Linked DNA regions of Homo sapiens: all the other regions are linked to region 3. Evidence: chromatin contacts called from ENCODE Hi-C or POLR2A ChIA-PET data. All regions are on one chromosome and are shown on one strand. The core of a region is the stretch at or near the end of the contact, and the rest is flanking DNA. Distances in the headings are between cores, read along the strand shown.

Region 1 (3,317 bases), core at 410-2,909, 520 kb after region 3:
CTCACCTCCTGGAGACCAAGGATGTCTCCCTGACATCAAGCTGAGCAGTGGGAAGCTGAGATATGAGAGAAGAAAGGGCCTCCGGGGGACTGTGTGCAGGTGATGGCCCTGGAGCTTCCATTCAATTATTCCACCAGCATGCACCGAGTGACTGCCATGTGCAAAGCAAGCCAGCAGTAAGCTACATTCTATCAAGGAGACAATATGGAGAAACTCTGCAAGGAGCTTCCACACACCGGATGCCCTTTCATCACTCAAAGACATAGTTTCCATGCCAGTCTTAGGGCAGTAAGTGAAAGGCTACAATTAGAACAGACGAATCCCAAAACGCAGAGCCTCTGCTGTGCGCGAACCATGAGTCAGCACCTCCACGGTGCACTAAGCGTGAGCTGGCACCTCCACGGTGCACTAAGCGTGAGCTGGCACCTCCACGGTGCACTAACCGTGAGCTGGCACCTCCACGGTGCACTAAGCATGAGCTGGCACCTCCACGGTGCACCAACCGTGAGCTGGCACCTCCACGGAGCACTAACCATGTGTAGGCTTTGAACTAGTCTGTTCTGGAACCTTGCTTTGCTCAGGAGGTTTTTTCCTGTTCCTTCCCTGTGTCCAGTCCTCTTGAGAGAGGAAAACCAAACCATGCTGCCGCTATTCCCTTTCTTGATAACAATCTGAAATCATTCTGGCCAAACTGGGATGGGCACAGTGCTTTTCCACATTGACTTTTTTTCTGCTTCCCATGTTTAGGCTCAAATTTCTAAAACGGACCAGAGATGTAAAAGGGATATTCAAGTATAAAGTCCTGTATAAACGTAAGGCATAAATATTATGATCCTCATCACTTTTAGGAGAGTGAGGTAGAATGATGATTTTAAAAATTAGGAACAAAGTTACTTCTTTGATCTCTTTATTAGCCACTTCTAATAATCCCTGTCCCACTCATCCTAAAACCTCCAGCCCCCTCCAGTCTCCCATCCAGCCACACACAGAATTACCACAATCTAAATGCGCCCTTTGAATCAGACAATACTCCTATTGCTATTAATAATAATATATTGGTTAGTCACCATTATAAAGATTTTACAAAATACATTTATGGCATCACCAGCCAACACATAACAGGTTACTTTTATTAAGTTGCATTTGTTATCCCTGATCTTCACAGGATTCTTACAAGACAGGTATTAATATGCCCACTTTTATGGTTGGGGAAGGATGATTCACAGTTACGGAAACTTGCTCATACTCAGGAGGAAGCTAAGCCATCTTTCTGGCCCACTACCATTGTTTGATTTCACAGTGCTGGACAGCTGGTGTCACCCTCAGAGGCCATAGGTAACCACATCCCCAGATCCTTAACAGCCAGGCCCCCCGCCACCACATAACTTTGGGAAACACGGAAGCCCGGAATGCAGCCCCATGGGCTCTAATCCAGGTCAACTGGGTGGGACACCCCGCCCCCGCGTACAGGCACCCCCACCCCGCCCCTGCTACCTCTCTAGGTCTGAAAGCCCCAGCAATAAGTCTCATCGGACCCGAGCTGCGATTATTTATGCCTTCCTTTCATCTTTGCTTCGGTCTCTTGGTCAGGGTGATTTCTTCATCCTTTTTGTAGAAGGCTTCCCTTTGCATTAGCAGCTTTGCTATAGTTCTAGAATAAATGAGCACAGGAAGAAGACGCTGTCATACGGGACCGATCCGTGTCCACATGAAGTCATCAGATCGGTATGGGTGAGTGGCAGGCAAATCCGGTGTGGGGAAGCGGCAAAGCCTGAGGAGCCTGCACTTATCAAAGATTAAACACTTTCAGGTTCTTTAAAGGACAAACTCTGAGTTTTCCCAGCGTAGTATTTGAGCTATTTGAGGGTCTGAAAAGATATCACACAGGTTACCCTGCGTTTTGACAGCCTTTCCTTACTTTAATCCAAGCCTGTGGCAAACTGGTTGTAAACTATTACTGAAGAAATGGCTCTATATTTCTATTCTCTCTCTCTTTCTCCCTCTCTTCCCGTTTGAAATGAAAACACAGTTCTTTCATTAGCTCATTAAAAAATTTACTCCTTTGTGAATATTTTGAAATCACAGAGCAGATATATATTTTATATCAAAGACTCCAGTGAAATATTGATCACCTGTGTGTTTCACTCCCTAAATTCACCATAACTGTGCCTACGTGGCTTGTTTCAAATACACATCTTACCCTCCAGTTTGAAGTTTAAATCATTGTGGTAGGCGTTGTACAGAGGATTGCTTTTTTATTTTCTGTGCTTAAGTGCAGGGCAGCCAAAACAAGAACATAATTATATCGTCAGAGTCGATAAGCGCATCAAGCCTCTATCAGATCTTGCTGGGCTCAGCAACTGCCTCACAGGAAGTGCTGGGGAGCTCTTCCGCCACCAAATCCATTTGGCTCTATTTAGGAACTAAGTACAGGAAGGTAGTTATTGTACAAGATTAGTTTCCTGTAGGCCATAAATTGGCAGTAGCAGAAAAATACAGGATGAATTTATTAGCGTGCAAGGTCAGCTAGAAGGAAGACAAGGCTGAGCGATTGCGCTTGTTTTCTTTCATTTAGCCCACCTCCTGGACCTCAGGGCTGAAAAAGACCCTCTAACTACTTAATTACTTCTTAATAGTTTTAAGCAAATTCAAAAGGCCTGCGCGTTGCTAAGTGCCTGAGGTAAGAGCTGCCTGGGCTAGGTTAGGAATGCCTGTTTGGACTAGAGTTTCTGAAACCTGACTAGGCCCCTTATAATCTGAGGCTTTGTGAGTTTTCTGCGTTTTTTTTTTTTTTTTCCTGCCTTATTTGGTGTTGATTGGCCAAGCATTTACTTTGAAGCTAGAATTTTATACTTGGGAATAAAGGAGTAGCTTCTAATAGTGAAAATATAAAATCCATCAAGTCAAAAATATTGTTTCCAACCAGAGGTATGATAATGTGATAAACATCTCTGTAGATATTTGCTTTAAAGAGAACAAGGACAGATTGCATTTAAAAAAATTTTTTTTAAAGAATACCACTTCAAAAACACTCATTTAAAGGTAGCCCAAAAGGTGGAATGACCTCCTTACACAGACATTTCTACCTTCAAGGAGAAAACCTCGCTCAGTTACCTGAGCCTCTTTACCATGTTAGACACATGTAATTCACATTTTAATTATACTCAGCATCTGCAGTGAGTTATGGGAGACCCCTCCTTCTCCATCCCTGCTTCCACTGGGCCTGCTCACGCTGCCTCTCCTCACAGATACCCTGGTGGAGCATACAGGGCTGGATGCCTGAAAGTAGAAAGGCAGAGTCCTCTCTGTTCCTTCCT
Region 2 (3,464 bases), core at 861-3,360, 620 kb after region 3:
AGAGTGACGTTCCAAGCAGAGGTCAGTAAAGTAAGGCCAGATCTGGCTTGCCTGTCTCTGCAAATAAAGTTTTATTTGGGCACAGCCGTGCTCACGCATTTACATATGGCTGCTTTCACACCATAAGCAGAGTGGAGCAGCTGTGACAGAGACTGCATGGCAATGAACCTAAACTCTTTACTACCTGACCTTTCACAGAATGTTTGTTAATCCTTCAAGGAGCACATGAACATGGCAACCTTTACTAAGGAAGACAATGCGAAGAAAAACAGGCAAATTTGTCAGAAAAACACCATATATTTCCATCTGTGTGTTATACTGGGAAACTAATTGATATCCCTTTGAAAATTATCTGCAAGCTTACGTACTTTAGAAATGCAATACTATCTACTAAAAACCACACTATCCTGTTACAGACCCTACTGAAAAAGAGGACACACATCACAAAATCATTTATGAAGCCAGCACACTTTTGGAATGAATTTCTCTTAGCTACCGCTATTCTATTTGATTTTTCATGCATAACACAAAAGTGCTCAATAAATCTAATCATTGCTAAATACATCCTACACTAGCATTCTTCCTTTAACAGAAGTAAAGGTTTATATATGAGATCTACAACTCATTAAGGGTCCAAATCTTTTCTCTTTCTTGGGTCATTTGAGAATGTGAATGTAAGCATTATGCTTCTGCCCTAAGAGTATTTGGGCCAAGTGATATAAGGTGCATTAAAATCGCAAATAGCCAATGAACGACGTAATTCTTTCCTCAGACTTAACACATGTTTATACGTATGGTTTTCTTACTAATCTAAAAAAATTTTATGTACACCATAACAATGTTTATATTGTTTATATCAGAAATTATAAAACCTAATTATATTTTTGCTGCCAAATTAAGAGAATGTAGAATAATTATTTATTCACAATATATCCATCTCCAGATAGCCTGTTGTTATATATCATTTCAACTGGACCTTTTTTCTACTTTAAAAGCTTAAATAACTGTAGGTAAATCCCCCCTCCTCGGTCTATAACATCTATGTGATATAGGATTTCAGCTTTGTCTCTCCAGGGACAAATCCATCTATCTAATTTAAAAGCCTCCTAAGAATCACCACGTAGCCTTTAACTGAGCCATCTACTAGAGTCAAGGTTGAAGGGTCAAATCCTACTTAGTCACTGAAGCGCAGGCTCTCTTTGCAGAGATCAAAGTGCCCATTCTTCCTAATCGGCCATATCAAAAACATCCTGCTCTTCCCTGGGAGCCTAGGAATGACTCCATGCCCCCATCTCTGTACTTTAAACTACATGCCATTCCCACGACTCTCAGGATACAGGTGTGAAAGGCGCTGTCGCCACACCAGAGCCGGGTCCCCAGGGCTAGCATCTAGGAACCACTTCTTACCAGCTGTGTAATCTCTACAGCTATGTCTCTAAGTCTGCTCCCTCTTATGAAGATGGGGGCACTACCTCTCCCACCCTGAATTCCCCAGTGGAGTCACAGGGAACCTGTCAAATGAGATTTCATGTATAAAATATATAAATAATTAATACCAAAAATGCGTATGTTCTTTCATTCATAAAGAAGCACATGCTACTAGCACAACTGGCATTTTGTGGTTGGCTTCCCTTTGCTTTGTGCACCTTCAAATAATGTATACATGTAACCACATGCTGTGTTCTCAACTACAGACTTCTTAAGACCAGGCAGCCCTGTGCTGCCAGGGAAAGACAGGCTCCTCCCACCCTTATGTTCTGGCTAATTTGTGGAGAGCCACAGTGGTGTCTCTTAGTGCATTTGTCATCACAGCTCTTCCTCGTTCAAAATTGTATTCGTGAATGATACCACGAACAACCACAACTGCAAGCAGCAAATAAACAACTGCCGAATGCACAAAAACAATGGCAAATTGCTCCTAAAATAAAATGAACAAACTTGTTTTAATTGGACAGAAGTGGAACAGAAGTAGAATTGTTTTTCTGGGGGTAACTCTAGGCCATTTAAAGCTGCAAAGAGTGCCTTTGCCTAGCTGCTTTCTTCATGTCCTGAGGACAGGACAAAATGCCCGGGAAGGGGCCTCACATGTCTACTACTCAGGCAGCTGCCCACAGAGAACATGAATCCCTTGCCACGTCACACATGCCAAGCACACACAATGCATCATCAACAGGCTGGGCTCCGCCTGGTCCAGGCCACTGGGGGACAGCACTTCCCTTCTCTCTGCTCTATACAAAAAGGTGCCCTAAAATGCAGGCCGACATTTAAGTTCCTCTGCCACAAATGACAGAGATTTACATCTAACTAAAGCACTATTTATTGAAATTTCAGTAATGCAAAATGGAAAACGCCAAGCTACCAACTATATAAAGTTCATTTACTGGAGAAGCAAATAAAATAAGACAGCAGCAGCTGATCACCAGTCCTTGCCCAAGGATGTGGAGACAGAGGAAATCCACATCTTTGGCTCCTCTTCCCCAACAAGCATGTAGATATCCCAGCCTCAACCACCCTGACTCCAACTCCCCACCAAGCATGTAGATATCCCAGCCTCATCCACCCTGACTCCAACTCCCCACCAAGCATGTAGATATCCCAGCCTCAACCACCCTGACTCCAACTCCCCACCAAGCATGTAGATATCCCAGCCTCATCCACCTTGGATCCAACTCCCCACCAAGCATGTAGATATCCCAGCCTCATCCACCCTGACTCCAACTCCCCACCAAGCATGTAGATATCCCAGCCTCCTCCACCTTGGCTCCAACTCCCCACCAAGCATGTAGATATCCCAGCCTCATCCACTTTGGCTCCTCCTCCCCACCAAGCATGTAGATATCCCAGCCTCAACCACCCTGACTCCGACTCCCCACCAAGCATGTAGATATCCCAGCCTCATCCACCCTGACTCCAACTCCCCACCAAGCATGTAGATATCCCAGCCTCATCCACCTTGGCTCCAACTCCCCACCAAGCATGTAGATATCCCAGCCTCATCCACCTTGGCTCCTCCTCCCCACCAAGCATGTAGATATCCCAGCCTCATCCACCCTGGCTCCGACTCCCCACCAAGCATGTAGATATCCCAGCCTCATCCACCCTGGCTCCGACTCCCCACCAAGCATGTAGATATCCCAGCCTCATCCACCCTGACTCCAACTCCCCACCAAGCATGTAGATATCCCAGCCTCATCCACCTTGGCTCCGACTCCCCACCAAGCATGTAGATATCCCAGCCTCAACCACCCTGACTCCGACTCCCCACCAAGCATGTAGATATCCCAGCCTCATCCACCCTGACTCCAACTCCCCACCAAACATGTAGATATCCCAGCCTCATCCACCCTGGCTCCGACTCCCCACCAAGCATGTAGATATCCCAGCCTCATCCACCCTGACTCCAACTCCCCACCAAGCATGTAGATATCCCAGCCTCAACCACCCTGACTCCGACTCCCCACCAA
Region 3 (3,741 bases), core at 1,129-3,628:
ATATGCAATTTGAAGTATACAAAACCATGCAGATTCTAAGAGTGGTGGACACACATATAAGAAAGATATGATTGTGCAGATGATGGATGTGACTGCAGTCTGAGAAGAAATATTTGCAGCAAGGAATTGTAGTGCTTACTGTGCCAGGCATTGTCTGAGTCATCTAATTCTCACAACACTATAAGGCATCTTCTCCACTTATCTCCATTTTACAGGTGGAAAAACTGGGGCACAGGGAGATTAATCTACTTGCTCAAAGCTGCTGTGCTCGTGCGGGACAGAGAATGACTTGAGTGCAGTAACTCTGTCTCTAGAGTCTCTTCCCCTAGCTACCTATGCAATGCTGCTCAGACAGCAAGAGAAAAAGAGACAGAAAAAAAAAAAGTCTTTTAAAATTAATATTTGTTCACTGAGGGGCAACGAGTAATAGTCATAAGAGTTTAGTTGAAGAGAATTTTCCCATAAACTCAAGAATGCCAAATGAACTTTATACTGATGATGGGTATGTATAATTCTGGGATACAGTGTCTAGGCTACTTGGCCCTTAAAATTAATATTGACTAAATGTTTAATTGTCTGTTCCATTCTAGACATAAAGATCCCATTAATTCACAACATTTTTTTCCATCTCATGTGATGATGTGGCTAATATTATTATGCTAATTATTTCTAGTTGCTTGGTTTCAAAAACTATGAGACCCGATTCAAATGGTGAATGAGAGTCCTTGGCTCCTTTAGGCCACTAGGGTGCTCCATTGCTCTGAATGGCATCTCAGCGTCTGGTTGAGTTTATCCAGAATAAAGTGAAATCACATGAGCATGTTATTCTCTACTCACTGAAAAAGATCAGGAAGACAGGGTCTTGACAAAAAATGCAGTACATCTCAGAAATCTGGAGAAGAAAGTGGAAGACAGCCAGGCCGAATTAACGAAAATCAGACTCAAAATATTTTTTAAAAATTCAGTTTTATTACATTCTGATACAGTGCATCCTTAGCTTATAAGTTATAAACAGGTACTAAAAATGATGTCAACAAAAAAGCTGTAATGTACAGTATTTCTTTGCATATAGTAGGTGGCTATTAAATAGTTGTTTGAGGTAAAATTTACCTATAAAAGAGCAGTTTGACATACAAATCTATTTGATAGAACTAGCTCTTGTGGCATTTTTACTTAATAAGGATCACATAAGCTAAATGGAAGTCACTATTAATTTCAAATATTTTATTTGATTACATAAATATTCTGAATAAGAACATTATGAGTTTGGAGTGAGAGTATTTTATAAACAATTTTTTTACAATATACTTTTATTCCATAGGGCCATTTGTTTACAAAATAATTGTTTTTCAAGTTTTCCTTATGGAAAATTTCAAACATAGACAAAAGTATAAAGAATAGATTAATGAACCTTCTCTGTGGCCCATCCTATTTCATCTCTACTCCTGCCCATTTCCCTCCTCTGGCACTGGATCATTTTTAAGTGCATCCCAATGTCAAATCAGCCAGGCATGGTGGTTCATGCCTATAATCCAAGCCCTTTGGGAGGTTGAGGTGGAAGGATCGCTTGAGCCCAGGTGTTCAGGACTAGCCCTGGCAAAGTAGCTAACCAGGCCTTGTCTCTACAAAAAAAACAATAATGATAATAAAATAGCCAGGCATGGTGGCATGTGCCTGCGGTCCCAGCTACTTGAGAGGCTGAGGTGGGCAGATCGCTTGAGCCTGGGAAGTGGAGGCTACAGTGGCCGTGGTTGCTCCACTACACTCCAGGTTAGACCACAGAGCAATACACTGCCCAGAAAGAAAGAAAGAAGAGAGAAAGAAAGAAAGAGAGAAAGAGAAAAAGAGAAAGAAAAAAAGAAAGAGAAAAAAGAAAACCAATGTCAAACCATTTAAATAATATATATTTAAATATTTATAAATATTTTATCATAGATGTTCTTTAAGAAGAAAAAAACATTTATTCTTAAGGCATTTTAATAAGTACTCAAACCAATCAATCCATTTCAGTCTTCACGAGCATGAAGCTGCTATTCATGACAAAAGCCTGATTCTCGAAGCCAGGGCGTCATTTTTCACGACACAAACAAAATAATTCTTGGGCTAGCATTCCACCAAGCAATGTGACTCTGCAAATTTCTCCAAGGGAACACTTGCAGACAGCCCCTTCTACTACAGAAAAAAAAAAAAGATTCTAAATATTATATCAGGTAGAACTAACTATGAAAGATCAAAATTCAAAGACACGCAATTGCATCCTAAGTCAATATCATATGGGTTTCAGATGTTTCTATGCCAAATCAAGTGCAGTTACCCATTCATTGTTTAGCGACAAGATGCAGGATGCTTTACAATGACTCAAATGCCCCTGAATTACTCATGGAAACCTGGGATGTGCTCCAGGACGGTGTGTGCAAATTGCTATTCTCTGCTCCTGATGTTTGAAACAGAAGTTCCAACATTATCGTCATTTATTCTCTGACACATCGAAACGAGACTGAAGTATGAGACATTAGTCTGCCTTATGCAAATCTTGACATCCCATAATGGGATGCAGAGCTTAGCATCCCCCAGGCTTCTTGCCTATGTGCGGGTCTTGTAGTGTTTTATCCTGTCTGAAGCAGTTAAATCTTTTTCACTCCCCTTGATGATTTCTCCCCACAGTGATTTATTTGTGTGTGGGGAGTTGGGGGTGGGAGTGCTCATGAAAATTAGAAAAAGTGTGGAAGATAATTTACTGAGGTGCTCTTCTGCTGATGATCTGTGACTGTCTGAATTCTTGTCTCATACAAAGTGGGGCGCTCCTCTGCATTCCAGAACCATTTTAAATCAATGCATAATTTTCCTCATTTTCCAAACGAGTAAGTCCTTTGGGGAAACTAGATTAACACCCCCAGAGAAGGGGGGTCTCCATTTATCACTAAGTGGACATTAAGCAAGCAGGAGCTGTGTGAAGTTTCTTCCTTTGCCATGTTAATAGACCTGGGCTTGACAAGAAGAGAATATGTCTCTTTGGAAGAAAAGGATTTTTTTTCTAATTTCTTTGCCTCTCTGTAGTAGCCAAGAGTGCTTGTGCCTGAGACTTGCAGCTATATATTTCATTGTTTTTAATCCCCTAAATGTCTAGTAGAAATAATACTGTGTTCATCTACACTTCGAAATGAACTTTCAATGTTAATAAATGTATCAGTAACCAAATTTATCTATGTTAAGAGCACAAAGCTCTTTGTTCCCTATATTAATTAGAAATATATATTTTTAATGCCTAAGGATTTGTTGTGAATGTTTGTGACATTTTTCTCACAACTTGTAGCGCTTTCTCTATATAAATGCCCAATAATTCATACAGGGAAATTGTGCAAGCAGGAGGCCTATAAACCAGACTTGCACTAACTTGTGGAGCTAATTCCCTTACAGTCATCCAATAAGCATGTACTTAATGTAAGCACAGGGATTGCTACTGGAAATCCAAAACACTGATAAACAAATCTGGCATTGCCTCTGCCCTCTCACAGACCATATAAGAGACAGAAGGTGCATCCACTTTCAGTGAAAGAAATTCCAAAGAGGAGAGAATTTCTAACCTGAGGGCCATAAACCACTCGTGGATTCGTAGTTGAGCTCCAAGTGGCCCATGAGCCCCCATGGTATACATGCCACTTGTTTGGGCAGAGGCTTCATAAGCTTTATCGGATCCTCCCAAAATGTCAGTGACGTGGGAAAAGTGAGGAGCCGCTGCAG

The links. Hi-C counts contacts between places; a loop is a spot of excess contacts on that map. ChIA-PET counts read pairs that join two places held with the same protein, here RNA polymerase II (POLR2A). Pooled maps may share reads with other maps.
Region 1: a map of endothelial cell of umbilical vein shows a loop between it and region 3 (2.3-fold over the local background). The contact joins two enhancer-like sites. A Hi-C loop is called at or near these places in 2 of 168 maps with a recorded cell type or tissue (A673 and endothelial cell of umbilical vein) and 1 of 50 pooled maps. POLR2A ChIA-PET finds 5 or more read pairs at or near these places in 1 of 52 experiments (A673).
Region 2: a map of mammary epithelial cell shows a loop between it and region 3 (5-fold over the local background). The contact joins two enhancer-like sites. A Hi-C loop is called at or near these places in 9 of 168 maps with a recorded cell type or tissue (A673, GM23248, PC-3 and 5 more), 1 of 37 single-sample maps with no recorded cell type and 3 of 50 pooled maps. POLR2A ChIA-PET finds 5 or more read pairs at or near these places in 2 of 52 experiments (HEK293 and MCF 10A).

What each region holds. Positions count from the first base shown.
Region 1 is chr13:109,665,537-109,668,853 of GRCh38, forward strand. No RefSeq gene overlaps it. Among named protein-coding and RNA genes, the nearest start is that of LINC00676, 61 kb to the right of the region's middle. RefSeq lists an enhancer at 7-1,206. Within about 2 kb of position 1,660, at least 4 of the 41 ENCODE cell types and tissues checked have a DNase peak (open chromatin) inside an H3K27ac peak, as active enhancers do; they include A673, where a contact is called at or near this core.
Region 2 is chr13:109,762,926-109,766,389 of GRCh38, forward strand. All of the region lies in intron 1 of IRS2 (insulin receptor substrate 2), which reads right to left. Among named protein-coding and RNA genes, the nearest start is that of IRS2, 22 kb to the right of the region's middle. Within about 2 kb of position 2,111, at least 4 of the 41 ENCODE cell types and tissues checked have a DNase peak (open chromatin) inside an H3K27ac peak, as active enhancers do; they include A673, where a contact is called at or near this core.
Region 3 is chr13:109,144,998-109,148,738 of GRCh38, forward strand. The region is part of intron 32 of MYO16 (myosin XVI); the gene reads left to right. It overlaps LOC105370356 (a long non-coding RNA gene), which reads right to left. Exons shown (of 5, transcript XR_931717.3): 4 at 3,585-3,741; 5 at 1,960-2,172. Among named protein-coding and RNA genes, the nearest start is that of MYO16-AS1, 20 kb to the right of the region's middle. Within about 2 kb of position 2,379, at least 4 of the 41 ENCODE cell types and tissues checked have a DNase peak (open chromatin) inside an H3K27ac peak, as active enhancers do; they include A673, where a contact is called at or near this core.